Linked DNA regions of Homo sapiens: region 1 is linked to region 2. Evidence: read pairs that join two places in POLR2A ChIA-PET (ENCODE). Cell type or tissue: GM12878. All regions are shown on one strand.

Evidence for each region. Peaks named below come from ENCODE experiments on the same cell type or tissue, not always from the same donor. Only the 100,000 strongest peaks of a DNase experiment are listed, where the experiment ranks them.
Region 1: POLR2A ChIA-PET joins it to region 2 with 11 read pairs; 3 of 35 experiments call an interaction of 5 or more read pairs at or near these places.

Annotation. Positions count from the first base shown.
Region 1 is chr15:64,475,461-64,477,960 of GRCh38, forward strand. The region is part of intron 1 of ZNF609 (zinc finger protein 609); the gene reads left to right. Among named protein-coding and RNA genes, the nearest start is that of ZNF609, 16 kb to the left of the region's middle. In GM12878, no CTCF peak of the experiment used is centred here; no DNase peak of the experiment used is centred here; H3K27ac peaks cover 188 bases.
Region 2 is chr15:64,752,543-64,755,042 of GRCh38, forward strand. The region is part of intron 1 of RBPMS2 (RNA binding protein, mRNA processing factor 2); the gene reads right to left. Among named protein-coding and RNA genes, the nearest start is that of MIR1272, 8.7 kb to the right of the region's middle. RefSeq lists enhancers at 2,134-2,193, 2,234-2,413. In GM12878, no CTCF peak of the experiment used is centred here; DNase peaks (open chromatin) are centred at 1,079 and 1,399.

The DNA.
Region 1 (2,500 bases), 280 kb before region 2:
TCACTGCAACCTCCACCTCCCAGGTTCAAGCGATTCTCCTGCCTCAGCCTCCCGAGTAACTGGGATTACAGTTGCCCGCCACCGCGCCTGGCTAATTTTTGTATTTTAGTAGAGACGGGGTTGAGTTTCACCATCTTGGCCAGGCTGGTCTCGAACTCCTGACCTCGTGATCCACCTGCCTTGGCCTCCGAAAGTGCTTGGATTACAGGCATGAGCCACCGCGCCCAGCCCGCATGTTGTCTTTAACTGTAATTATTTGTGAATATATTTTCTTCATCCCTCATTTTAAGCTCGTGAGATACCTGTGTCTCCTCTGTTCCGTAAACTCTTAGCCCAGTGCTTCTTTGAATATAACTTTATGCTTAATTAATGCTTGATGAATTGAATTAGAACTTGATTCTTGAAAAAAGAAATTGTGATTTTTTTAGACTTCTTTTTATGCAAAAGTAACGTAACTTCCATTCAACACATTTTATCCCAAATTGAATAAACTAGGGAAAAGGCAGACGGTGAATGCCTTGAGAAATTGTTCAGATTCAAGGACAAGCATTTGTTGCCTTTACTGCATATGACTGTACTGTGGTTCCATACATCCGAGCTGATAGAAAACTTGCAGCAAGGGTCTAGTGGTGATGCATGGCAGGTGGAGGTGAGATAAATTTAGTCACAGGAACCAAATTGGTTCTGCTAGGGCAATATAGGCATTGTTGGGCCATCTGGGTGTGGTTGACTTCTGGGAGGTCTTTTTAGTTTTTCTTTCTCACTTCATTCCATAAATATTTATTGGATGCCCTGTTCTAGTTGTTTAAGATCAATGAACAAAATAGACCAAAAAAAAAAAATCAACCTCATGGATATTATCTTTGAATAGGAGATAGAAATAAACATAATAATATATAAAATTAGAAAGGTAATATATGATATGGGGAAAAGTACAGCAGGATAAGGAGAATTGGGAGTGGAAAAGAGGGTTAGGTAGGAGAGGTGGGAGGGGTTGCAACCCTAAATAAGATGGTTAAAGTAGAGATCTTTGAGAAATGTTGTGTTACTGGGTTGTTAGGCACTTCCCTGAGATTAGTGGATTCTCTTCTGCCCAGCAGAGAGAAAGGCAATGTCTACAGTTGTTCCAGAGTCCAGCTGACACTGAGGAGAAATAGCTACTCCTTATGTTCTTTTCTCCTGTCTGCTCCTCTTGCTGGCATCACTGGAAGTTAACTGGGGTGAAAATTGCAGTCAGTCTTGTCTGGAAGACAGCAGGGGTGGAACTAGAGACCTTCTAACCCAGTTCCCTGAGGGGTGGGATTTACCCTTCTGCTGACTGAGCCTTGGTTGCCTGGAGTGATGGGTGAGGTAGGCCTCTGACTTTTTTCCTTCCTCAAAGGGAGAAGCCCAGTATCATAACCTTCTCTCTTCTTAGTGAGGCCTCAGCAACTTTATTTCAGGTAGCTCTTTAAAAATAAGCTTTCAAAGAGTGTGTGCTATGCGCCTGGCCTAAAGCGTGAATTTTCAGGTTTTTGGTGCTTTGACTTCCTCTCAACACATTAGCTGTGTTTTGGAAGTCTCAGTACCTAATTTCAGCAGCCTAAAGATGAAGTTTTCTTATGTCTAGATGCTCTCTTGTTTGAATTGCACATTGTAAATTTATTTGTTTATTCCCTTGCTTACTCTTCTCTTTCTTTTTTTTTTTTTTTTTTTTTTGAGACGGTGTCTTGCTTTGTTGCCTAGGCTGGAGTGCAGTGGCGTGATCTTGGCTCACTGCAAGCTCTGCCTCCCCGGTTCAGGCCATTCTCCTGCCTCAGCCTTCCAAGTAGCTGGGACTACAGGCGCCTGCCCCCACACCCAGCTAATTTTTTGTATTTTTAGTAGAGATGGGGTTTCACCGTGTTAGCCAGGATGGTCTCGATCTCCTGACCTCGTGATCCGCCGGCCTCAGCCTCCCAAAGTGCTGAGATTACAGGCGTGAGCCACCACGCCTGGCCTGCTTTACTTACCCTTTTCTAACTCTTCTACTTCATTATTTTTCTTGTTACCCTTTCCCTTTTCTCCTTTCATGAAGCTGATAGGAAACAGAAGTCCCTTAGGCCAGACAGCTATTTAGGTAATTGGCTAGAAGCTAAAATGTATACCTAATATGCAAGCAATGGAATGGAATGTCTTATTTCCTTTTTTTTTTTTTTCTTTTTTTTGAAACAGAGTCTCGCTCTGTCACCCAGGCTGGAGTGCAGTGGCGCGATCTCAGCTCACTGCAACATCTAACTCCCAGGTTCAAGCAAGTCTCCCACCTCAGCCTCCCGACTGGCTGGGATTACAGGCATGCGCCACCGCGCCCAGCTAATTGTTATGGTTTTGGTAGAAACGGGGTTTTACCATGTTGGCCAGGCTGGTCTTGGAACTCCTGACATCAGGTGATCCACCCACCTCAGCCTCCCAAAGTGCTGGGATTATAGGCATGAGCCACTGTGCCTGGCTGCATATCTTATTTCTGTCCACATGTTATATT
Region 2 (2,500 bases):
CAAAACCATTATGCTGAGTTTTGAAGAACACGCTAAGATCTTGCCAGCTTCAGGTGAAGCATTTGATGCTGTGAGTTTTTTTTTTTTTGAGATGGAGTTTTGCTGTCACCCGGACTGGAGTGCAGTGGCGCCATCTCGGCTCACTGCAACCTCTGCCTCCCCGGTTCAAGCGATTCTCCTGCCTCAGCCTCCCATGTAGCTGGGATTACATGCATGCACCACCATGCCCAGCTAATTCTTTGCATTTTTAGTAGAGATGGGGTTTCACCACATTGGTCACGCTGGTCTCGAACTCCTGACCGCAAGTGATCCGCCCACCTCGGCCTCCCAAAGTGCTGAGATGACAGGATTGAGCCACCGTGCCCGGCTGATGCTGTGAATTTTGAGCATTGCCCCCAACATGGTTACAAGCCAGATCTAAACACTAGGTGTCCATCCTGTGACTGTAGCCACTGCTGCTATTTAAACGCTGCTGGCACCGGATGCTAAACTAGCAAGCCCTGATCAGCCAAAAATTGTGATGGGGAAGGGGAGACTTTCCATAGCTTAGATCCATTCAAAACATTTTTTGAAACCGTGGCTTCCTGAATAATGAAAAATGTGAACAAGCAGAGCGTCCCTACACGCTTGACTCCTGCTCTGGGCCACATCTCCTCCTGCGAAGCCAAGCACAGGTCTTCTGAACTCACCGCTGCAGATTTTAGAAGTTCACATGCCTCACCCCATCACGCGGCCATTCTTGAAAGCATTAAGTTGCCCTACAGTGGGCCACATCCCCTTCTTGAGAGGTACCAAAGAACTTGCTCCGCTCTCTAGTGATGGCCCGCTGACCCCAGACAACAGCCTTTCTGAGACGATGGCTTTTATCAGTGGCTTGTCTCAGGAAGCTGGAGCAATGTTAGGTAAAACTACACCCAATGCACCCAGAGAACTCAACAGAGCCAAGAATGTCAAAGGAAATCAGCCAGGATAGCTGCTGGTTACTGGTGTCACCACTCCCACCCACGCAAGAATGACTCTCAGCCACGGTGAAGACAAACTTTGTCTCTTAAACTTTGACTCTCAGCCATGGTGAAGACAAACCTCACGTGAGCTTTTGCCAAGCCCATTCAGCAGAATCTCGGGCCGCTTGGGACGCATCTTCTCCCTTGGGACACGTCTTCCCCTCAGTAGAGGCACCACTATACCAGCCTCTGTGCCCGGGGTTGGGGTGATGGCACCTCACACCTCACAGCCCTGGCAGCTCATGTCCCACGGAGACACCACTCGAATCCTGCTTTGTTGTTGGCAGCATCTGGGGGTCTGGATAGCCAAGGATCCAGGATGGGTGAAACCGAGCTCCTGACCTGAGCCCAGCAGGCCTCTCTGCCCTTTGATGTAAGGGCCTTGAGGTGTGCGTGTGAATCCCCAAGCAGAAGTGACTTGTCCAAGGTCACATGGCTTGTTCTTTAAAGGCAGCAGACCTGGAACTCAAAACCCAGGCCTCGGCCAGGTGCAGTGGCTCATGCCTGTAACCCCAGCACTTTGGAAGGCTGAGGCGGGTGGATCACTTGAGGTCAAGAGTTTGAGACCAGCCTGGCCGACGTGGTAAAACCCCATCTCTACTAAAAATACAAAAAATTAGCCAGGTGTGGTGGCCCATCCCTGCAGTCCCAGCTACTTCGGAGGCTGAGGCAAGAGAATCACTAGAACCCAGGAGGCAGAGGTTGTGGTGAGCCAAGATCGCACCACTGCACTCCAGCATGGGCGACAGAGTGAGACTCCATCTCAGAAAAAAAGAAAAAAAAGGCTGGGCGTGGTGGCTTACACCTGTAATCCCAGCACTTTGAGAGGCCGAGGTGGGTGGATCACTTGAGGTTGGGAGTTCAAGACCAGCCTGACCAACATGGAGAAACCCCGTCTCTACTAAAAAATACAAAATTAGCTGGGTGTGGTGGCGCATGCCTATAATCCCAGCTACAAGGGATGCTGAGGTAGGAGAATCACTTGAATCGGGAGGCAGAGGTTGCAGTGAGCTGAGATCACACCACTGCACTCCAGCCTGGGCAACAAGAGCAAAACTCCGTCTCAAAAAAAAAACCCAAAACCCAAGTCTTCCTACTACATGCCCAGCCTGGCCCACTGCACTCCAGCCTGAGCAACAAGAGCAAAACTCCGTCTCAAAAAAAAAAAACCCAAAACCCAAGTCTTCCTACTACGTGCCCAGCCTGGCAGAGGTGATGGGTGCTTTGGGTGCTGGGAAAGGACGACAGGACCCGAGCACCAAGCCCTCTGGGTAGCCCAGGGTCTGCCTCCAACACCTCACCCCAGAGGATGGGCCAAGAGTGCAGCCACCAGCGTCCTGATGGAGGGACCTAGATCGGTACCACTCCCTTCTCTCCTCCCCTTCCTCCCCAGGAAAGCAGGACATGATTTGGGTCAAAGACCCAGACCAGAGCAGACCCACGGAAACCTCTGCTTCAGTTCTCCCCAGGGGCCACACATTTCACCCAGGCTAATT